3 separate regions of the Homo sapiens genome follow, and regions 2 and 3 are each linked to region 1. A link is a loop called in an ENCODE intact Hi-C map of the cell type or tissue named here. Cell type or tissue: B cell. All regions are shown on one strand. Region 1 holds the start of LOC124904753 (a long non-coding RNA gene). Region 2 has its middle 17 kb from the start of ZNF175. Region 3 holds the start of SIGLEC6 (sialic acid binding Ig like lectin 6).

Region 1 (8,000 bases):
AGCAAGCCTGGAAGGGCGAATGGAAAGGAGGGAACTGACCAGGACGCAAGTGCTCATCCAGTGGGTAGGGGGCAAGAGAGAGAGAGAGAGAGAGAAGAACCCATGAGCCAAAGCCTTAATTAGAGTCCAGGGCATAATCTAAGCAGGCTTCCCACAGGGAGTTCTAACTGGGGGTTTAGAGCTAGCAGGCAGGAGTTCTGTGGAGCCACACTGTGACTGAGAGGTGGTTGCTGCAGTATATCTGCGCAGCCTATGAGGGACACAGGAGTCAATACGTAAGTCAAGTAGGTTGTAGCTGTATGTCCCATAGGGAGCTGGTCACAAGGAGATGGTTGTATAAGGCAGACATTTGGATTAACCACCTTGGGGAACTGGGAGGAGGTAGAGAATTGGAAATTGTGTCCAGGTGACTAAGCCCTGCTTCTGGCATGAGAAAGTCCAACTTACATTCAAAATAAATCCCAAGGCAACATATAAATATAAGAACTCATTATTCTACACCTGCCTCTTTATTCCTACTGTGACACCTTTCCTTCCCCTTTACTCAGGGTTCCAGGAAGAAGCCCTGGCCAGACAGCCCCGGAGATCAAGCATCTCCTCCTGGGGATGCCCCTCCCTTGGAAGAACAAAAGGAGCTCCATTATGCCTCCCTTAGTTTTTCTGAGATGAAGTCGAGGGAGCCTAAGGACCAGGAGGCCCCAAGCACCACGGAGTACTCGGAGATCAAGACAAGCAAGTGAGGATTTGCCCAGAGTTCAGTCCTGGCTGGAGGAGCCACAGCCTGTCTGGGGGAAAGGACAAGTCAGGGACCACTTGCTGAAGCACGAAGAGCCCTTGTGGCAATGTTAACATTAACTGATGTTTAAGTGCTCCAAGCAGATGGAATTAGAGAGGTGGGCTCAAATCTAGGCCCTGGCACTGTCATCAAGCAATTCACTGCATCCCTCTGTGCCTCAGTTTCCCATTCTGTAAATCAGAGATCATGCATGCTACCTCAAAGGTTGTTGTGAACATTAAAGAAATCAACACATGGAAATCAACCAACATGGGTCCTGGAACAGGGCGTTGTGCTCAGTGCTTTCTGGTCTCTCTTCCTTGAATAGAAAGGTCCTGCTGGCAAGTTCTCTCAAGGCTGGGGATGACCAGGCACAAAAAACAGGGCAGCAATATGTTGGTGTCACTCCCCTTCCCAAAACTCTTCGAAGACTCCCTAGGAAAGACCAGCCCCTCAGCCTGGCACTTGGTTCATGATGTGGGATCTTATATCCTTGCCAGAGTCATATCTTTGCCCACTTTTACCTGCAATCCTTGCATCATATTCCTTTGGCTCCAGTCCTTCATTTATGAGACCCATAGGAATCCTTCCAACAGCCAAAGAGTTGAGTCTAACTCTTTCCTGCCCAAACCCATTCACGGCCCCCTGGCCTTAGACAATATATCACAAGCATCTCCCCTGACACATAAAGTCCTTCATGATCTCCCTGCTATCTATTCATTTATACTTTCCTCTTGCCTAACCCTTCCTTAAGCCTTTCATGCTGGTTCATACCACACTGTCTTTGCAATTTGAGATTCCTCCTCCTGGAAGCCATGCCTCCTTGCTTTCATCTGGCTTACACTATCTTTTCCTCCAAACATGAGTTAATGGGTGGTCTTGAGTTGGAAGAGTGGACTGAAGAAAGAACTTATACTCTCCCTCCTCTAAAATTGAACTAATTTATTTTTTAAAATGCTAAACCAAAAGCAGCTAAAAATTCTCCAGTTACTTATCTAGGGTATCTCCAAACCCAGATAAATGACAATGTTAGAAACTTCAGCAAGTGGTCATGAGGAAATGAGTGGATAATTCCAGTGGAGTACTGGGAGGACATTGATTCTCAATATCTACCACCCAAACTTCATTTTCATCACTGTAAAGAAGGTGAATTGTGACTACTGTTTTGGTTATGACAGGTTAGATAATTTTGATCAAGCCTTGTGTTGAAAATAATAAAATCTTTTGGGGAAAAAATGAGTAGAAAAAGAATCCTTCCCTTAAATAGTATAGAATGCCTGAAAAGAAAATGGAAACTTAGGCCAAAATTCTGGGGAAAGGCTGAACCCAGAGAAGTAAGCAGAATCACTAAGCCAAAATTCCCAGGGGCATTTGCTCATATTGAAAAAGGAAGCTTTGGTTCTTTGGTCTTGCATGTGGCTCTGGAAATGAAGGTTAAGTCTGTGGCCCAGCGAAAGGTTGCAAATGTCAAAAGAGACCATCCCTACATTGGGTTTGTGTCAAGGTAAGGCTGAATCAAAACTGAAGACAAGGAAAAAAATCTGAACAGCTACCAGAGAAAAAGGATCACCTTCAAAAGAAAAGTCATTTAATTGACAACTGAATTATCAGTAGCAACCTGGAGAGTAGAAGAAGGCAAATACTATTTCTAACATCAATTTGCAATCTATACTCAGTAAAGTCAACTCAAAAATGAGAAAGCAATAATGATCTTTCAGAGCAAGTAAATGGGGGAGCTTTAATAAAAACAAAAGATAGTTTAGAATTCCTGACAATCACAATAGTTAAGTACCAAGGTAAGTGTATTTTACATGTCCCAATATCCATATATTATCCAGGAGGAGAGAGAGGTTTTCATTTACTAAAGACTTTGATAGGTTAATAAGGCATGCTGTAAATTTTTCTCATGACGGCTAAAAGAACAGAATCATAATATATAACTTTCAACCTAGTGATCACTAAAGGTATACTATTAAAAACTTAGTAAACCAGCCAGGCGCAGTGGCTCACACCTGTAATCCTAGCACTTCGAGAGGCCGAGGGGTGGAGAATCACTTGAGCCCAGGAGTTCAAGAATAGCCTAGGCAACATGGCAAAACACACCTCTACAAAAAAGTACAAAAAATTTAGCCAGGCATGGTAGCATATGCCTGTAGTCCCAGCTACTTGGGAGGCCGAGACAGGAGGATCACCTGAGCCCGGAAGGTGGAGACTGCAGTAAGCCGAGTGATAGAGTGAGACCTTGTCTCAAAAAACAAACAAAAAGCCAAACAACAACAAAATTACTTAGTAAACAAAACAAACAAACAAAACGGAGAAATAAAGTAATGTAGAATTGGTGACACATACAGAAAACAAAATATAACATGGGATATTTATGTTAAATATAATTGGATAAATGCTTCAGTTTAAAACAGAGTCCACTTGGATGGATTCCAAGTATATGATCTTTACAACATATACACGTAAAGTACAAGGATAGAGAAGGCCAAAAGTGAAAGTATATTATGCCGACATTAATAAAAGGAAAGCTAGTGCAGTCCTATTTGGCCATACAAAATACACATTACCACATTGTTCCATTTGTGTGAATGTTTAAAGCAATTATTCTTGCTTAAAAATATATACACAGGTATTATGCTTATGGGCAAAGGCAGGGAAAAGGATAATCCCAAATATCAGCAAGGTGGTACTCATAAGAAGGTCAGGGAGGGTGGGAAACAAAGAGGGGTTCTAAGATTCCTGGGGTGCCCGCATGTTCTATTTCTCAGCATAACAGATGATCACACAATGTGAATGGTAAGTATATTTCTGATAACACAAACATGGAAAAATATTGCAAGCTAGGAAATGTCTGATCTTCTGATAGTCATCTTTTCTTAAATTTTTTGAAGAAAAAATAATTTTCTTTAAGGAGATTATGACAAAAAGTTAATAAAAACTCATCCTTCTTACCAAAAATCTTGATAGATTTGACAACATCACAGTGGAAAATATCACCAGGCTCAGTGGCTCATGCCTGTAATCCCAGCACTTTGGGAGAGTGAGGCAGGAGGATCACTTGAGCCCAGGTGTTTGGAACGAGTCTGGCAATGTAGTGAGACCCTGTCTCTACAAAAAGAAAAAAAAGTTAGTGGGCATGGAAGCACACACCTGTGGTCCTAGCTACTTGGAAGGCTGAGATGGGATGATCGCTTGAGCCCAGGAGTTCAAGAAGAGCCTGGGCAACATAGTAAGAACCCATCTCTACAAAAAATAAACAAAAATGAGTTGGGCATGGTGGCAGGTGCCTGTGGTCCCAGCTACTCAGGAGGCTGAGATGGGAGGATCACTTGTGCCCTGGAGGTTGAGACTGCAGTGAGCTGAGATCATGACACTGCAGTCCAGCATGGGTGACAGAGTGAGACTTTGTCTCAAAAAAAAAAAAAAAGAAAAAAAATATACACACACACACACACACACACACACACACATATATATATGCACCAATAATGTGAGACCCCATGAAATCGCGTATACATCCAGTCTCTGTTTCCCACTCTGTCAAATGAGAATTATTAACCAAACCTCTCTTAGGTTGGTTATGAAGATTAAATGAGGCATATATAGAAAAGCACAGCCCTGAGTCTGGAACTTGGGGAGCTTCAGTGAATGTCCATCTCTTTCCTAAACCCTTATCCGAGAGGAGATCCAGGCACGGACTTGCTACTTAAAGCGTGGTCCAAGAGCCAGCAACATCAGCATAATCTGGAACTTCAGAAAAATACCTTGTTCTTCCCTGTCCCTTAGCCAGGCCGGTACTACAATTCAAAAGAATGATCCTTAGCTCAACAAGAGGAGTGAGAGGAAAAGCACAGCGATAAGTCTCTTTCCCTGGCCTCTCCTTCCCAAAAGGGACCCAGCCTTTTCGAAGCCTCTCTGACTTAGGTGCCCCGCTGGCCTACAGCTCAGAACCGTGTGCTTGTAAATTCGTGTCCATGGCAGAGTTGGGAGTTTCCTGAACTCAGAGCACAGTTGTGGTGCAGAACCATGGACAGCGCCAACCCTGGGCTAGTTGTTCCCCAAATCGGGCATGGCGGGTGGAGCGCCCCCTGGGAGCAGAACTCTGTCCTGTCTCAAATGCAGAGGTAAGAAGGTTGGAAAGCAGAGTTGGTTACATTCTGTGCTGCAGGACAGAGGTGCTGGTCAGAGGACATTCAAACTCCTCCTCAGTCTTCTTCTGAAGTCCCCCTCATTTTAGGGAAGAGAAGACTTAACTTCAGAGAGATGGTGCATTTCTCACAGGCCACTGGGATCCTTGCCTCTCTGGGCTGACTCTGCCCTCACTCCTTCCAGGAAACCTTCTATGTGGTAGGCTCCATCTCTTCCTCCCTTCCTTTTCCAGTGAGTTGATAATTTGCTCTTGCTTTGAATCCCTTATTTGTCCTGTCATGGTGTTCTGAAAAACAGAACATGATATGTGATCCTTTTCCATACCTGACTCTGTGCCAAATCCTGAATCAGCTCAAATGAAGGAATGAAGGATCTATTAGAAGGCTGGTTGTGAAGTTATATTTGGAGCTGAGGGGTCACAGAAATAAATTCTAAGTTTTCCTTCATTCTACATGAATAGTAAGTGTTTAGACTAGGAAAAGGATCCTGGGGCCTCAGTGGACCACAGGATGGAGAGAGTTGTCATGAAGGGCAGAACAGGCAAGGCAATGTCAGGGTAAAATGGATGTGCGTTAAGGAGGGAGAGATCTGATAAATACTGTGAAGATGGGAGGCCCATAGGGCTGGAGGAACTGTCAAGAAGTCAAAACTCACACTGAAGGTGTGAGTGAAGGGCTTATCAGAAACCTGAGAATAAGCGAGGAGACATACAAAAATTCAGTGACTTTCTGAACTCAAATTGACACCAGAAAAACCACAAACATCACAGTCGAGTGTGAAGCTGGAGCCAGGGCCTCAGTTCTGAGTCACCGTCTCTGACCATGAAGGGCCCCCCTTGCAGGTGAGTTTCAGTTCCACCTTCTCGTGACTTCTTGTGTGATGGGTGGAGGGGCAGAAGATTCAGTTTCAGGGCTCCTACACTCTTCTGCTCTGAGAGAGATCTCCGAGTTCCAAGTGAACAGAGAAGAGGTGGGGCATGCCCCATTCATTTTCTGAGGAGAGGTAGGAATGGATGCCTGGAGGAGGCAACATCTGAGTGAGGAATGAGATGGCAGGGGGCACTGAACAGGTTATCAGTAGGCCTGGGGTAAAAGGAGGTCAGCTTTCACTTCCCTGGTAGTTGTTTGAGGGAAGAGGACTCCTAACAGAGAGAGGAACTTGGAGCAGCTCAATCCAGGAAAAGTCTCTAGCTGTGCTCTTTCTGTAGCTGCCTTGATCTCCAGGTAGAAGAGACTCATCAGGCGATGTCAGGAGTCCCAGACTCACCCCCCTCCAAACCCAAGATGCTGCTGTTGCCCCTGCTGTGCAGGTGCAGGGACAAGAGGATTGCAGGAAATGTGACTTCACAGAAGGTCCTTCGTCATCATTTTGGGGTACAGCTTGGAGAAATATGCAGGATAGAAGCTGCAGGTCTGAGATTTGAAGATGTGGTACAGGACAAACTGCCTCTGTATTCTCATGCTTTGATCTCTCATCTTGAAATTTTTGTGTTTACTCTAGAAGAGCCTATGTCTTTTGGTTTGTGGAAGAGGTCAACATTTCCATTTCCATGATCCTCCTATTTCCACAAATAGACCAGGTCAAAAGCTGCAGAAGAGACACCAAGAACCGTAGGCTGATTCCACCTCCTTGGGGACCTTCACTGAGCAACAGAGATGCCAAGAAGGAGGGGAGCATGACATTTTTCCCTCATGAGGAGAAGACTTTTAGTGAGATATTGTCACAAATAGAAAACATAACCTCTAAATGTGAAAGGTAGAGTACTACTCTACTTACAGAGAGCTTAGGTGTTCCCGTGTCCCATATCTGAGCACCTCTCATCCTTGAGGGCCAGTTGCGAGTTTGGAGGCCTCAGAGAAGGTAGATTTGCCATTGCCTTCTTCTTTCACATTTTAGACTCTGTTATGTTTGGTACTGGAGGATCCAGGTGAGGATGGCCCCCTTCCAGAACCAATAGCCACGAACTGGATCTGGGTCCATCTGGGGATCCTGGAGTGAGAAAAGTGCAAGGTGCAAGCTCTTCTGATCATCACAACCACAATAAGTGTGTGTGGGGGTGGAGGGAGGTGTGTCTCAGGGTGACCCATTCCCAGTAACAGTTCTTGGGTGTCCTATATCCTCAGCAGGCTCTGACATGGGGAAGTCAGAGCCCCATTGCACCCAGATTCCAGGATACCTAGGATGTGAATGTCAGGTGTCTGGGTCAGCACTTGCAGGGAGAGGGAGGACCTGGGGAACAGAGGAGGGTATGGTACCAGGAGTGGCCTGTGGATCAGCCCCGAGCTGGGTCCTCTGCTTTCAGCTCAGGGTCCTTCATGTCTTCCACAACCCAATCCTTTGGATGAAACAGGTTGCTGATTCCAAGCATAGACTGAAAAGCTAAGTAGAACATTTGAATCTCATGGGGATAGAATGATAAAAGTTATGGCTGAGGGCTTGCCAAGGAAAAAGGGCCATGGTAAACACTGTAGTGCTGTGGTTGGGACCTTGTAGAGTAAGGATGAGTTGGAACTAGATGATACCTCATAAGGATTAAAGCCAGACCAAATTTCCTCAATATCTGATCAAATTGAAGTGGTCGGCTTGCCACAAGCAACAGTAAATATGCCCTGAAGAAGGATAATGTGACCCAGAGCTTAAAATTATCTCCATAGGTTTTCATCACTCCACCAGACAAGAGTGTGGCCAGGGAAACAGCAGCCAAGAGTTTTATGAGAATAGAGCGCTCACTAGAGGACCTAGAACTTAATGCAAATGTGGTAGAGCTGGAAAGTGATGCTTTGGAGAAGGCAGGATGATCATGAGAGCATCATTAAGCAGTTCCATTGAAGAACAGGTGTGGGTAGGCAAGACAGAGCGTGCAGGGATATATGAAAAGCCAAGTATGCCCATTGTTACCATGGGACCCCCAAAGGGGGATCTCAGAAAGTTCTATGGAAAACTGTTGCCTGCGTAGCTACTACCTCTGTAAGCACACAGCCAAGCAGGTGGTGGTAGATTTGAGGCTGGTGTTGGTCATCCCCAGGGCTGGCAATTGGGAAGATGGCCTGCATGTGGAGCAAAGCAGGGAAAA
Region 2 (8,000 bases), 55 kb after region 1:
AATAGAACGTCCCAGTTACATAAAGATGCCAATCATTTACGAATCAATAATTTCAATACCCTTTCATTCAAAATCCCATTTAGGGTAGAGAGGAATGGAACATGTGAAAGTGCAGACTAAGAATAAGACACTTTGAAGGAGAAGAGTAAAATGGTGAGGCTTGTCCTACTATATATCAAAGGTTATTATAAAGCAATATAAATAATAAAATACCAGTGGGTGTGAACAGCCAATGGAAGCCAAGAGGCTGATATAGTATAGAATTCTAACATGTGTGAGGGCAAGTAGAAGATCACTGGGGAAAAGGTGAACCTAGCCAGCACAACAGGTCTGTGGGAAAGGATAAATTACTTAATCAATGATGCTGGAACTTTGGTTTAAATTTTATTTTTTAAGTTTCTTTTCTCCCCCACCTCCTCTCTTTTTTAACGTTTATTTTAGGTTCGGAGGTACATGTTCAGGTTTGTTACATAGGTAAACTTATGTCACGAGGTGGTTGTACAGATCATTTCATCACTCAGGTACTAAGCCTAGTACCCAATAGTTATTTTTTCTGCTCCTTTCCCTCCTCTCACCTTCCATCCTCAACTAGATCCTCATATCTGTTCCCCTCTTTGTGTGCATGAGTTCTCATCATTTAGATCTTACTTATAAGTGAGAACATGCAGTATTTGGTTTTCATTTATTTTTCTTTATTTTAATTTTTAAAATTTATTTTCATTGTATATATTTAATATGTACAACGTGATATTCAGATAGACATGTACACAGTGAAATGATTAATACAGTCAAGCAAATTAACATATCCATCACCGTCCATACTTACTTATTTCTGTGGTAAGAGCACCTAAAAGCTACTCACTTAGCAAAATTTGAGTATACAATATTATTAACTTTATTCTCCATACTGTACATTTTATCTCTAGACTTCTTTATCCTTCATAACTATAAGTTTGTACCCTCTAACATTCTCCCCATCTCCTCCCACTCCCTGCCCCATTCTACTCTGTTTCTATGTATTCACCTTTCCTTGTTATTCTACATGTAAGTGAGATCGTGCAGAATTTTTCTTTCTGTGTCTGGTTTATTTCACTTAGCAAAATGTCCTTCAGTTTTATCCATGCTGTGGCTAATGGCAGCATCTCCTTATTTTTAAGGCTAGTAGCATTTCATTGTGTGTGTGTGTGTGCACACGTACACACACAGTGATTTGTTTATCCGTTCATCTGTTGATAGGAGTTTAGGTTGTTCCATATCTTAGCTATTGTGAATCATGCTGCAATGAACATGGGGGTGCAGGTATCTCTACGAGATGCTGATTTCATTTCCTTAAGGTATATACCCAACAGAGAGATTTTTGGGTCATATTGAGTTCCCTTTAACTCTTTGAGGAGTCTCCAAACTCTTGTCCATAACAATTGTATCAATGTACATTTCCACCAACAGGGCACAAGCATTCCATTTTCTCCCCACCCTACACAACACACTTGTTGTCTTTTATCTTTTTGTGAACAGCCATTCTAATAAGTGTGAGGCAGTATCTCATTGTAGTTTTGTCCATTCATATTGAGCAGCTTTTCATATACCTGTTGGTCATTTTCATGTCTCTACAGAAAAGTGTCAATTCAAGTCCCTTGCCCAATTTGAAGTTGGGTTTTTGTTTGTTTGTTTGTTTGTTTGCTATTAGGTTGTATACATTCTTCATATATTTTGGATATCAACTTTTTATCAGATATTTGGTTTGCAAATATTTTCTCCCAACCTATCAGCTGCATGTTCATTTTGTTGATTGTCTCCTTTGATGTGCAGAAGCTGTTTAGTTTCAGGCAATCTCACTTGTTTAGTTTTGCTCTTGCTACCTGAACTTTTGGTGTAATATCCAAAAAATTATCATCAATGTCAATATCAGGTAGATTTGCCCCCATGTTTTCTTGTAGGAGTCTTACTATTTCTGGTCTCATGTTTAGATCTTTACTCCATTTTCAGTTGATATTTGCGTAGGATGTAAGATGAGAGAGTCCAGTTTCATTTTTTTGCTTGTGGATATCCACTTTTTCCAACACTATTTATTGAAGAGATTACCCTTTTGACATTGTGTCTTAAAATCCTAACAACCCCACAAAACTATTAGAATGAATAAATGAATTCCACAAAGTAATAGGATGCAAAATCAACATACAAAAACCAGTTGCATTTCTTTACACCAAGAATAATCCATCCAAAAAGGAAATCAAGAAAGTAATCCCACTTGTAATAGCACCAAAAAGAATAAAATACTTAGGAATAAATTTTAACCAAAGAAGTGAAAGATCTGTACAGTGAAAAACTACAAAATATTAATGGAAGAAATTGAAGAAGACACAAATAAATGAAAAATATCCATGTTTGTGGATTAGAAGAATTAATATTGTTAAAATATCCATACTACCCAAAGTGATATACGGATTTAGTGTAATCTCTATCAAAATTCCAATGGCATTGTTCACAGAAAAAAATAATTGCCAAATTCTTATGGAATTGCAAAAGACTCTGAATAGCCAAACAATTTTAAGCAAGAAAAACAAAGTTGGAGGAATCACATTCCTGATTTCAAATTACATTACAAAGCTACAGTAATCAAAGCCGTATGGTGCTAGCTATATTCCAAATGACATATGGACCAGTTAGACCAATGGAACAGACTAGAGAGCCCAGAAGTAAACCTAAGCACATGCAGTTTGTTAATTTTCAAGAAGACATTGAATTCTTTAGTAGAAGGGGGAAAAAAACCCTTCAAATAAGTGTAAAAATATAAAAGAGTTATTTTTCAGAATATGTAATGTCAGTCATACACATATCTGCGTAGATATATACACAACAGGGTCCCTGCCAGTATGGCACAGCTCCAAGACCTTGCTGTGTGAGACCCCAAGGCCTTCCCTGGCTGTATGGAACGACCATCTTTTGAAGATGGCGTCCTCCAGTGACCAACTCTATCTGGGCACGACCATGTTGTTCTCCTGACAAAGCCGCTGAAGAAAAGTTTACAATGGAAATAACGGACACGCCCTCCACCGCGTTACACCATGATAACTATCTGCAGAGCATAGCTCCAAAAGTGATATTGAACATGCGCGTCAATGGACATGCTGAAGAAATCACGCCTGGACGCCAATGTGAACCGGAAGTTGCCCAGAGAGGCCTTCACTGATGTCGCCACCAGTTCCTATGTAAAGCCTGAGGGAAGCTGAGGTGATTTGGGGTAATTGGGATAGGGGTGTTAAAGCTCGAAAATTCTGAGTTTAACCAACCAGGAAAAAAAAAAAAAAGACCAATTTGTAGGACACATTTGGTTGCATCCAAACTCTGGTTTTCCATCAAATCAAGGACAAATCAGACTACTTTCATTGAGAAATGACAGAATGAGAGAAATCATTTGTTTCACCTAAAGCTCACAAGGACTTTTGAACTAGAATGTGTAAGAAACTCCCACAAACCAATGAGAAAAAGGAAAACAAGCCAAAGTAAAAGTATGCAAAGCACATGAATATTAATCTGCTAGTATGGAAGCATGAGTGGAAAACAAGTCCACGTTGAGATGCGCAGCCTCACTGGTAGCTGAAAAAAAATCAAATTAAACAGAAATGAGATACTTCTTTACACTCTTTCAGAAAATCAAGAAGGCAAATAACAGCGAGTGTGGCAAAGATATGAGTAAATCGGGACCTTTGTGTTCTGATGGTGGGAGTGCAGTTTGTTGAGGCATTTTCAGAGCTGGCAATACCTATTTTGTGAGCTGAATGTGCTCGCTGTGTGATAAATCATTAAGCTGTACACTTAATGATTTGCATCCCTTCTGCATGACAGTAAAAAATTCTTAAGCTATTATTGTGTGAAGTAGCTAGGAAAAATGCATACAATATGATGCAATTTACATAAATGCCAAAAACAGTAAAACCTAAACTTTGATATTTAGGGATGCATATTTTGTCGGTTAAAAAAATTGTATTATTCTCCAAGGTAAATAATAGGAGAAGACTAATATCTTCACAAAAAGCTTAGACACATTGTTAAGGAAAACCCCAAAGCCCCTCTGCATAAACTCTTTAAATAAATAATTCACAGAGATTAATTTAAAAATTGGGTCAACAAGGCTGTTTATAATCACATCTTTGAAAAGTAAGGAAGGGAGATTATATTATTTATCTAATCTTGAATTACCAAAAGTGAAAAAAAGTCTGTCATATTGGGCACTGTCATGCATGGTCAGGAGATTTAAAGGAGTATGGCACTTTTGGAAAATATCCTGTTGGCTTCAAATGGAATTGGGGTAATCTTCACCCCTCCGTATTGTATCAACGAGAAATGCACTTTACTGTGAGTCTGTTGATTTTCAGGGGCTTTAACAAATAAGATTTTTTTTTCATGCAACAAGAGGTCTACAGATGAGCTGCTGCTGGCTTTGACCCAAAACATTCCTGGGGTAAAGAAGGAGCCGGGAGGGGCACAGAGGGAAGTCCAGCCCATACAGACCCACAGTCGGCCCCTCCTTAACTTCCTCCCTCTTGGGCGGCCCAATCCTGTGACTCAGCTGTTTTGCCGGCTGGAGACCCCGATCTGGATCCTATCTAGTCAGACTCCTCTGCATAGCCCAGTCATTCCTAAACCAGGGACACAGTCCTGCTTCAGCACCAGGGACAGCGCCACTCTCCCTGATGCCTGTGGCTCGCCAGGACCAAAACGTGTCTGGATGTGCAGCGAGAGCCACCAGCCTCTTTGCGCGGTCCCTGATGGTAGACATGGGAGAGAACGGCGCAGGATAGGAAAACCTCCCAGTCTGTGTCTGCCCTTCTCGGGCTCTCGGTCACGCCCAGGAGATGGGCCCTTAGATCACTCAGAGAGGGAATCTGCACATATCCCTGGTTTCTTGCCTCTTAGGACAGACTCCACCCCCGGGGCCTTCAGGAATCCCTGTCTAATTGTGATAAACTCCCTTCGCCTCCCCCTCTCCCTCCTCCTCCTTCTCCTCCCCCTCCTCTTCCTCCCCTCCCCCTCCTCCTCCTCCTTCTCCTCCCCCCCTCCTCTTCCTCCTGCTCATCTTTCTCTGTCTCTCTCCCTCTCTCCTACCCCTTTCTCTCTCTCTTCCCTGCTTCTTCGTCTATCTCAGTCTATGTCTCTTTTCACCTTCTTCCCCTTTCCCCTCTTCTGTCTTTCTCTCCCTGTCTCCCTTTTTCCTGCCTCTCTACCTTTCTTTCTGTCTCAGTCTGTTTCTAGTCTCTTTCTTTCCCCCTTTGCCTTGTCTGAGGGCAAAGGGAATGTTCCTGTTGAAGGAAAACTTTCTCTCTCTCTCTCTCTCTGTCTGTCTGTCTCTCTCTTTCTCTATCTCTTTCCCCTCTCCCTCTCTTCCTCTTCTCTCTTTTTCTCTCTCCCTCTCTCTCTCTCTGTCTCAATCTGTGTCTCTTCCCCTCTCCCTCTTCTTCCCTACTCCTCTCACCTCTGTACCACCTCCGACTGGTACTCGTACCCAATTGGAGCTCTGGAGGACAAAGAACAAGACTCATGGTCCTTTTCAGTCTTTAGCTTTGTGCCCAATCCTAAAAGATTACATATATATATATATGTCATATATCATATATATAATATATATATTATGTATATATGCTTCAGGATCTGTAGGCTAAATGGAGGAACAGAATATCAGGCAGCTGATGGAAGCATGGTCTTTGGAAGTGATGGAAGACATTCAAAGTGTTTAGGCACACAAGGGATCTTACTTAGATTGAAAAAAGAGTCCCGTGAGCTCAGAGATGGGGAGCTGTCCATGGGAGACCTAGCAGGCTATTCATTTCAAGAGAGAGAGAGGCCAGGAGAGGAATATTTGCTGGTCACTCCACAGAGGGGAGGAGTTGTAGAGGCTGGAAAACTGTGGAAAAGTCAAAGTGAAGAGACTGTGTATGTATATGTGCAGGCAGGGCCCACAGGAAGTGAGAGTAGGAGGAGAGACACAGGACAAGTTCTTTCTGCCTCACCCTGAACCCAAAGAGCTCACCTAAGTCTGGAGCCAGAGCTGGAGCCACGGCTGGAGCTGAGGACAGAGAGGGTTCCATTTTAGGAGAGTCTCAGTCTCACTCTCCTATGACCCTATGCAAGGGGCTCCAAGAAAAGCAACTGGGGAAAACAGACCCAGAAACTCCACATCTCTCTTGAGGGAAGTGGGGGTTGGTCTTCAGGTGGTGAGGAAGAGGAGGAAGGAAGGTCCCACCCTGCTGTGGTCAGGGGAGAGGAGAGCTCAGCTTTCATTTCCCCTGTAGTGGTCTGAGGGCAAAAGTAGCGTTTGCTGAAGGCAGAAATTTGGGAGAGGAACAATACATTCAATCCAGGAAGAGAATCTATCACTCCAAGGTTGTGCCCACTTCCAAGTGGGAGAGGCTAATCAGTGAAGACAGCCTAGTTCTCTCACTGTTTGGGGTGCTACTTGTAGACTGCCCAATCCTGTCACTGTTCGGGGCACCGCTTGTAAACTGCACGGACCTTGGGGGACTGAACAAAGGGGGACGAACGCGGGAACAAAGACAAGAGAACAAAAGAATGTGTTTGGAAGAAGGGGTCAGGGGGCACCTTGCCTCTAGTGGACAAGGGCCCTGAACTTTACACAGCCCTCCATATTTATTAGGCAAAAGAGATAGCGAGAAGGAGGGGTGGAAGAAGAGGTCAGCTGCTCCATCTAGAGTAGGCTTGCAAGACTGTATTCCTTGAACAGTAGGCCCTAGATGTCCCAGAAGATAACTTCAAGGAGCCGGCGCCAGGGAGTGACCGCCCTCAGCAAACCTTCTGGCGGCAGGTGCAGTCGTGAGTTTGCTCACATCCTGTATTCATGATAAACAGTTTGCTGTTTGATCATATAGCCTCCAGTGGAATGCTGAGTTGGTCACGATCTCTTTGGCCTTTTCGGCTCCCAACAAATCAGATGGTGTCAGCGGAATGTAGAACATCCTTTTCCGCTGCTGCCATTGCCCCAGCTGTGAGGGCAGCAGAGGCCTGAGGAAGAGGTTGCTCAGTCGGGCTGCAGCCACAGCTTGCTTCCCGGCAGCAGTCCCATGAGAATCAGCCGGCTGTGCTCTCACCTTTCAGTCAGTGACGGTGAAGAGGGAACCTTTGCATTCTGTGCCCAGCTTCATTCTCCAGTCCAATCCATGGGTTTTCTGGACTGACTTTAATCCAGTCCACACCCACCTTTGGATCCCAGAGGGGGCCCACAGACACCATAATCCCCCTGTGGCCACAAATAAGCCCTGTCAAAACTTGGAAGAAGGCTGGGCGCAGTGGCTCATGCCTGTAATCCTAGCACTTTGGGAGGCCGAGGTGGGTGGATCACCTGAGGTCAGCAGTTCTAGACCAGCCTGGCCAACATGGTGAAACTCCATCTCTACTAAAAATACAAAAATTAGCCAGGTGTAGAGGCAGGTGCCTGTAATCCCAGCTACTAGGGAGGCCAAGGCAGGAGAATCGCTTGAACCTGGGAGGTGGAAGTTGCAGTGAGCCGAGATTGTGCCACTGCACCCCAGCCTGGGTGACAGAGCGAGACTCCATCTCAAAAAAAAAAAAAAAAAAAAAAAAAAGAAAGAAAGAAAAGAAAAGAAAAGAAAAACCTGGAAGAGAGGACCTGGGGCAAAGCTAACCTCCTCAGAGACCCAAGGACCCACAGTTGCTCTCAGAGCATCAGATGTTCCAGATGCAGGAAAGTAGGAACACATCTCTAGGTCAGAGATATCACATGAAATATAGCTCCCAATGAATGACACTGCCTCTGACTGTGACCAGTAGAGAAGGGTCCCCAGGAGAGAGCCCCAGAGGCAGGAACATACCTGTTTCTTATCTGGAGAGTAAGGGAGAGGTGCAGGATCCTGGGGCTGAGGGCAGGGGAGGCCAACCCCAGGCTGACACTCTGGGGTCTCCCCTCTGAGTTTCTCCTCCTCTGTAGCTTGTATCAGATACCCATAATTTATATCCCTTTAAGCTTA
Region 3 (8,000 bases), 77 kb after region 1:
AAATACTCAAAGGAGTCCTAAACCTGGAAGCAAAAGGATGATTTTATCATCACGAAAACATATGAAAGTAAAAAATTCACTGGTAAAGCAATCATGCAAATGAGAACTAGAAAGGACTCAAATGGTACCACTACAGAAATCCACCAAATCACAAGGACAAACAATAAGATAAAAGGAAAGAAACAACGAATGTTTAAAACAAGAAAATGTTTAATAACCTGACAGAAAGAAAGCCTCACAAATCAATAATAACCATGTATGTAAATGGATTAAAGTATCCTCTTAAAAGATATAGAATGGCTGAATGGATTTTAAAAATGACTCAACAGTGTGCAGCTTAAAGAAACACACCTTAAGAAAAGACACATATAGACCAAAAGTAAAAGGATGGAGAAAGATATTCCACACAAATGGAAACCAATAGTAAGCAGCAGTAACTATACTTAGATAAAACAGACCTTAGGTCAAGAGCAGTAGAAAAAGACAAAGAAGGTCATTATATAATGATGAAGGGATCAACCCAGCAAGAGGATATAACAATTCTAAATATATATGCACCCAGCAATGGAGCAGCCATATCTATAAAGCAAATATTACTAGATCTAAAGAGAGAGATAGAATGCAATACAATAATGGTGGGAAGCTTCACCACCCTATTCTCAGTAAGACAGATCACTTAGACAGAAAATCAACAAACAAACATCACATTTAAACTACACTATAGACCAAATGGAACTAACAGACTTTTACAGAACTTCTACCCAACAACTGCAGAATACATATTCTTTTCATCAGTACATGAAACATTCTCCAGGATACACCATATATTCGGCTACGAAATAAGTCTCTATAAATTAAAAAAAAAATCAATATTTACTCAATGTATACTCAGACCACAATGGAACAAAACAACAAGTCAGCACCAAGAGGAACTCTGGAAACAAGACAAATGTATGGAAATTAAACAATATGCTCTTAATGACCTACCAGGTGAAAATCTATACAGGAAAAACTAAAAAACACTGATGAAAGAAATTGAAGATGACACAAACAAATGGAAAAACATCCCATACTCATGACTGGAAGAATTAAGATAGTTAAGAAGCCCACACTGGTCTATAGCAATCTAAAGATTTAATGTAATCCATATGAAAATACCAATGTCAGTCTTCACAGAATTGTAAAAAACAATTATAAAATTCATATGGATCCAAAAAGAACCTGAATAGCCAAAGCTATCCGGAGAAAAAAGAACAAAGCTGGTGGTATCACTTTACCTGACTTCAAAGTATATTACAAGGCTATAATAACCAAAACAGCATGATATTGGTATAGAAATAGATACATAGACCAATGGAATATAACCCAGAAATAAGGCCACATGTATACAGCCAATTGATTGTCAACAAAACTGACAAGAACTTATATTGAGGAAAGGACACCTTCTTCAATAAATGGTGCTGGGAAAATTGTATACCCACACACAAAAGAATGAAACTGGATTCTTCTCTCTCACCATATTAAAAAAAAACTCAAAATGAATCATACACTTAAATGTAAGACCCAAAACTATAAAAAAAAAAAACAGCTACAAGAAAACCTAGGGAAAACTCTTTTGAACATTGGTCAGAAGAGTCAGAAATTATGACTAAGTTCTGAAAAGCACAGGCAACAAAAACAAAAATAAACAAATGGGACTTAATAAACAAAAAGCTTCTGCCAGGAAAAGAAATAATTAGAGTGAAGAAACAACCTGTTGAATTGGAGAAAATATTCGCAAACTATTCTTCTGACAGGAGACTAATATCCAGACTATACAAGGAACTCAAACAACTCAACAGGAAAAAGCAAATAATCCAAGTAAAAAGTGGGCAAAGGACAGGAATAGACAGTTCTCAAAGAATACATAAGAACAGCCAATACGACAAAATGGTCAGCGTCACTAATCATCAGAGAAGTGCACATCTAAACCAAAATGAGATACCGTCTTACCCAGTCAGAATGACTATTACTAAAAAAACAAAAAATAACAGATTTTGGCAAGGATGAGGAGAAAGATAACTCTTCTGTACTGTTGGTGGGAATTTAAACTAGTACAGCCACTTTTGAAAACACTATGGACATTTCTCAGGAACTAAAAATAGAATTACTATTCGATCACTCAAGCAATCCCACTACTGGGTATCTACCCGAAGGGAAAGAAAGAAATACATCAAAGAGATACCTGCATTCACATGATTTTTGCTGCACTATTCACAATATCAGAGATATGGAACCAACCTAAGTGTCAATTAACAGATGAATGGATAAAGAAAATATAGTATACATGCTATTTGGCCATAAAAAAGAATGAAATCGTGTCATTTGCAGCAACATGGATGGGACTAGAATTCATTATCTAAATTGAAATAAGTCAGACACAAAAAGACAAATGTTGCATGTTCTCACTTACATGTGGGAGCTAAAAAAATATTATCACATGGAGGTGGACAGTAGAAAGATAGACAACAGAGACTGGAAAGGGTCAGATGGGGGAGGACAGAAGATGAAGAGAAGTGAGTGAAGTGCTACAAACATACAGTTAAAAGGAATAAATTCAGCGTTAGAGAGCAGAATAGTGTGATTTTAGTTAACAAGAATGTATTGCACTCACGTGACGGACACTCTAAATATCCTGACATAATCATTACGCATTATATACATGCAAAAAAATTTTACATCTACTCCTTAAGTTTGTAGAAATAAAAAAATTTACAAATATATGGTGGCAAATTCTAATACCTCATAGGTATTAGAGATTTGCCAGATGCATACTGCACAGAGGAAAATAGAAAACCATGTGAGCTAGACCTAAAAATTTTAATTTTGTCAGGATATTCTGCTCACGTTGTCCAGAAATATGTCTTTTGTGCCACATTTAACTGTGAGAAGCAGATTTTTCACAGGAAAGAAATTGCTAATCTCTATGATGAGGACCTAAAAAAAAATCTCTCCAGTCCACACTGCACTGAGTGGCAACATTAATTCAAAAGAAGTTTCTTCTGCACTGCAGTTCATAAAATATGTGTCCTTTTTGATTTACATGAAGATGTTGCATGGTTCTTATTTTGGAGATGTCATTGAAATTTTGTAAATCAGCGTACTAGCTGTCAAGGAAAAACCTCCATACTCATGTTTTAAAAAATATCTGGCATTCTACTGTGTCACTTGGCAAACTCACCAGTGTCCACAGCTCTAAAGCTAGATAGTGAGGGTGTGTGCTGAGGATGGGAAGCTATGGATGGGGATCATCTCAAGGGTAGGGACCAGGTCCCTGGCATCTCTTCTCCAGCCCGACCTACATACAGATGCTCACTATGTCTTTGGTGAATGAATGAATGAATGAATGAATGAGTGAATGAATGAGTGGCTATCACCCACACTGCACCTGGGACCCTTCTTCCTTTCACTGTCCCAGACACTCCCACAGACCCTACAGAATCCTATATCCTGCAGGACTGACTTTCTCATGGCGTGGGATGAGGCTGTGACTCTCTGGGGCCAGGAGTGACCAGCTCCCAGGTGTAAACAGTGGTGCACAGAAAAGCACCTCAGGTGGGCAGGGCCTTGGACACAGGTTTCGCATTCCTCAGATGCCCCGGGAGGCCCTGGTCCGGGCTCTGTTGCTCACAGGAAGCCCCGAGGTGGGAGGCGGGACACAGTCTCTTCTCCTCTGCTCTTCTTTGGGCAGGTCTCTGGGTCTCAAAGTTTCCGTCTGCTCTGTGCAGAGGGAGTGGAGCTCCGAGGGCTTGTGGCTTCGCAGTTCCTCTTCTGTGAACAGCCGAGATCACGCGCTCCTCCCCAGCCACCCGTTCCTCCCCGCAGTCCTTCCCCTCCACTCCCTTCCCCTTCTCTGCTCATGCAGGGAGCCCAGGAAGCCTCCGCCTCAGAGATGCTACCGCTGCTGCTGCCCCTGCTGTGGGCAGGTGAGTGGGCCAGGGGAGAGGTGCCGTGGGGCTGGGCCGAGCTGACCCTCATGTCTCCATAGGGGCCCTGGCTCAGGAGCGGAGATTCCAGCTGGAGGGGCCAGAGTCACTGACGGTGCAGGAGGGTCTGTGCGTCCTCGTACCCTGCAGATTGCCCACTACCCTTCCAGCCTCGTACTATGGTTATGGCTACTGGTTCCTGGAAGGGGCTGATGTTCCAGTGGCCACAAACGACCCAGACGAAGAAGTGCAGGAGGAGACCCGGGGCCGATTCCACCTCCTCTGGGATCCCAGAAGGAAGAACTGCTCCCTGAGCATCAGAGATGCCCGGAGGAGGGACAATGCTGCATACTTCTTTCGGTTGAAGTCCAAATGGATGAAATACGGTTATACATCTTCCAAGCTCTCTGTGCGTGTGATGGGTAAGGAACCAGCTCCAGGACTAGCCACAGGGGAAGGTCATGGGGGCCGTAGGGCAGGGCTGGGACGGGAGCCCCGTCTTGGGAGGCGGGTACAATTAAGCATGTTGGGCTCAGAGAAGGAGCTGGACCAGAGACTGGGCTTCCCCCTGGGTGAAACCTCAGACCTCCATCCTGATCCTGCGTCCCCATCTCCTCACCAGCCCTGACCCACAGGCCCAACATCTCCATCCCAGGGACCCTGGAGTCTGGCCATCCCAGCAATCTGACCTGCTCTGTGCCCTGGGTCTGTGAGCAGGGGACGCCCCCCATCTTCTCCTGGATGTCAGCTGCCCCCACCTCCCTGGGCCCCAGGACCACCCAGTCCTCGGTGCTCACAATCACCCCACGGCCCCAGGACCACAGCACCAACCTCACCTGTCAGGTGACGTTCCCTGGAGCCGGTGTGACCATGGAGAGAACCATCCAGCTCAATGTCTCCTGTGAGTGCTGGGCCAGGACGCCCGGGTCCCTGAGGGTGTGGGGGGACAGGGCAGGGCTGAGCCAGAGCTTAAAGTTGGGGACCTGGTTGCCAAAGAGGAGAGCCCCTTTCCCTGTTTTCATGGCTCCTGAGGGGAAGGCCCCATGCCTACCATCCCTCCTCAGGGATGTTGAGGCGGCCACCTCTTTCCACCCCAGATGCTCCACAGAAAGTGGCCATCAGCATCTTCCAAGGAAACAGCGCAGGTAGGAACCAGCCAGTCCTGTTCTCTCCAGGGCCAGATGGAAGCAGAGTGGGGACTAACGGGGATCAATATGAGAAGCCAGGACTAAGGCCTCCATAGACTTCAAAGACCTGGACTGAATCTTTGCTCACCCCCAGCCTTTGTCGCCTCTTCGGCAGGAGCTGCCACACCCCTCGCACTCCCTCTTCTCTCTTGCTTGTTTTCCTACTGCCTCAGGCGTCTCCATGGTCCAGGAATGGCACTTGTCTGCCACGACGCTGTCCGCAGCCCTTGCTCCACTCTCTGCAGGACAGCCTGGGCAGCTCCAGGGAAATGGTCTGGGCTTTTCTGAAGACCTGAGGCCCCCACTTTACTAGTCTCCTCCTCAGAGCTAGTGTGGACCCCACAGGAGGAGAGGGACACCAGTGCTTTGCCCCTATACCCCATCTCTAACTCTCTACACCTCTCTCCCCAAAGCCTTCAAAATCCTGCAAAACACCTCGTCCCTCCCTGTCCTGGAGGGCCAGGCTCTGCGGCTGCTCTGTGATGCTGACGGCAACCCCCCTGCACACCTGAGCTGGTTCCAGGGCTTCCCCGCCCTGAACGCCACCCCCATCTCCAATACCGGGGTCCTGGAGCTGCCTCAAGTAGGGTCTGCAGAAGAAGGAGATTTCACCTGCCGTGCTCAGCATCCTCTGGGCTCCCTGCAAATCTCTCTGAGTCTCTTTGTGCATTGTGAGTGTGGGGGGAGGTGCGCGAGAGTGTGGGCAGCTGGGCGAGAGCTCCATAGTATTCAGAGAAGAGGCCCCTGCTAAGTCCTGTCCTCCCTCCCCAGACCCCTCACAACTGCTGGGACCCTCCTACCTCTGGGAGGCTTAGAGTCCACACTGCAGTGGCTCCTCCCTGCACTGGCAGCTTGGGGAGGAGATTCTGGAGGGATGGGAACAGCAGCCATGGCTCCTTCACAGTCACCCCCAGCCAGCCGGACCCTTGGTCAACAGCTCCCTGAGCCCCTGCCAGGGATTCAGCTCAAGTCTCAGGCTCAGCTTTGAGGCCCAGAACATCCCAGAGCAGCTCTGTCCCAGCTGCTGCCAGGTCAGGAGTCTGCTAAGAGGTGACAATTGGGGGAAGAGAAGCCTGGGTCCTTGTATGAGTTTGCTAGGGCTGCCATAACAAAGTAATTCAAAGTGCACGACTTAAACAATAGGGATTTATTGTCTCACGGTTCTCAAGGTCAGAAGTCCAAGATCATGTATGGTGTTAGAGTTGGTTCCTTTTGAGGCTGTGAGAGAATCTCTTCCATGCTCCTTCCCTGGCTTCTGGTGGTTTCCTGGGAGTCTTTGGCGTTCCTAGGCTTAAAGAAGCATTGCCTCGACCTCTGACTTAATCTTCACATGGTGGTGTCTGTGTCCACATGTGCGTCTGTGTCCACATTTTCCCTTTTTTTTTTTTTTTTTGAGAGAGGGTCTCACTCTGTTGCCAGGCTGGAATGCAATGGTGCGATCTTGGCTCACTGCAACATGGTAATCTGACATATGCAACCTCCACCTCCCGGGTTCAAGAGATTCTCCTGCCTCAGCCTCCCGAGTAGCTGGCACTACAGGCGCCCACCACCATGCCCAGCTAATTTTTATATTTTGAGTAGAGACAGGGTTTCACCATGTTGGCCAGGATGGTCTCGATCTCCTGACCTGGTGATCTGCTAGCCTTGGCCTCCCAAAATGATGGGATTACAGGTGTGAACCACTGCACCCGACCCACATTTTCCCCTTTTTATAAGGACAACAGTCATATTGGATTAGGGCTCACCCTGATCCAGGAACACCTCATTATAACTAATTACATCAGCTATGACCCTTCTCCAAATCAGGTCATGCTCTGAGGTGCTGGGGGTTAGGACTTCAAAATAGGAATTGTGGGGAGACATAATTCAACCCCTAACTGCTCCAGAGAAATGAAGCTTGGAGAAGATGTTTCCAAGGCCCAGACAAGAGTGGCTGGGGGCACAACGTCCTCAGTCTTGCAGTTGGGGGAAGGGGGAGTCATGGAGAGAGAAGAGGCTGGTTCCGGGTTCACAGGGCAGTGAAATGGTGAGTGACTGAGTCCTGGATGGGGGTGGTCACATTAGTGGAAGGTGGAGAGGAATGGCTGTTGGGAGGATGTCCTGGAATTAGAACTGGAGTTCACTTAAAATTCAAATTATAGGGAAACCAGAAGGCAGGGCTGGTGGTGTCCTGGGAGCAGTCTGGGGAGCTAGCATCACAACCCTGGTTTTCCTCTGTGTTTGCTTCATCTTCAGGTGAGAGTGGGCTCCAGGGAGGCACAGAAAGACTTCATGTGGGAAGGGCACACAGGTGGCAGAATCTCAGAAAACCTGAGTGGAGGAAAATGGGGTGATTGGGAAAGTCGAGAGTGAGGAAAGGGAGGGTAGTGGTGGTGTGAATTACCCCGTTGACCAGCTGAACCAAGCAAGGGGTCTCTTTGAAACCGTGGTCCAACTCTTGGGCTCATGTGAGCACCTGGACCTCTTAATTACTTCTGTACTCTCCATAGGGAGTGGGGAGATGGTTTTCTTTTGGGGAAAGAGGCTCCAAATAACCAGGCTGAAAGGCTTAGGGCTGTTCCCTCAGAGTGAAGACTAGAAGGAAGAAAGCAGCCCAGCCAGTGCAAAACACGGATGATGTGAACCCCGTCATGGTCTCAGGCTCCAGGGTGAGTGACAGAGACCTTAATTTCCATTCAGCATTATCCCTTTTGAATGCTGCCCTAAGTAAGGACCCTGAGGCATTTCTTCATTAACACCTGACATTCCCTGCGGTTCCACATGTGACATTTTAAATTTTTGACTCAGTAATAATTTAAAAAGTATTGATTTCAATAATTTAAAATAGTAACATTTGGAACTGAATCTA

What was found. A loop is a pair of places that touch in the nucleus more often than their neighbours do. Peaks named below come from ENCODE experiments on the same cell type or tissue, not always from the same donor. Only the 100,000 strongest peaks of a DNase experiment are listed, where the experiment ranks them.
Region 2: it touches region 1 in a loop (7-fold over the local background); 12 of 110 quality-filtered maps call a loop at or near these places.
Region 3: it touches region 1 in a loop (4-fold over the local background); 4 of 110 quality-filtered maps call a loop at or near these places.

The regions. Positions count from the first base shown.
Region 1 is chr19:51,604,971-51,612,970 of GRCh38, reverse strand. SIGLEC5 (sialic acid binding Ig like lectin 5) reads left to right here. Exons shown (of 9, transcript NM_003830.4): 9 at 549-2,011. The coding sequence ends at 740. It overlaps LOC124904753 (a long non-coding RNA gene), which reads right to left and starts at 25. Exons shown (of 3, transcript XR_007067313.1): 1 at 1-25. RefSeq lists an enhancer at 5,558-5,917. In B cell, CTCF peaks have their summits at 4,697 and 4,900; DNase peaks (open chromatin) are centred at 4,830 and 5,760; H3K4me3 peaks cover 520 bases; H3K27ac peaks cover 2,494 bases.
Region 2 is chr19:51,550,050-51,558,049 of GRCh38, reverse strand. No RefSeq gene overlaps it. Among named protein-coding and RNA genes, the nearest start is that of ZNF175, 17 kb to the left of the region's middle. In B cell, no CTCF peak of the experiment used is centred here; DNase peaks (open chromatin) are centred at 4,669, 6,139, 7,039 and 7,931; H3K4me3 peaks cover 3,917 bases; H3K27ac peaks cover 2,743 bases.
Region 3 is chr19:51,527,547-51,535,546 of GRCh38, reverse strand. SIGLEC6 (sialic acid binding Ig like lectin 6) reads left to right here and starts at 3,877. Exons shown (of 8, transcript NM_001245.7): 1 at 3,877-3,965; 2 at 4,028-4,387; 3 at 4,588-4,866; 4 at 5,063-5,110; 5 at 5,566-5,823; 6 at 7,294-7,387; 7 at 7,719-7,800. The coding sequence starts at 3,899. In B cell, no CTCF peak of the experiment used is centred here; a DNase peak (open chromatin) is centred at 3,816; H3K4me3 peaks cover 1,403 bases; H3K27ac peaks cover 1,230 bases.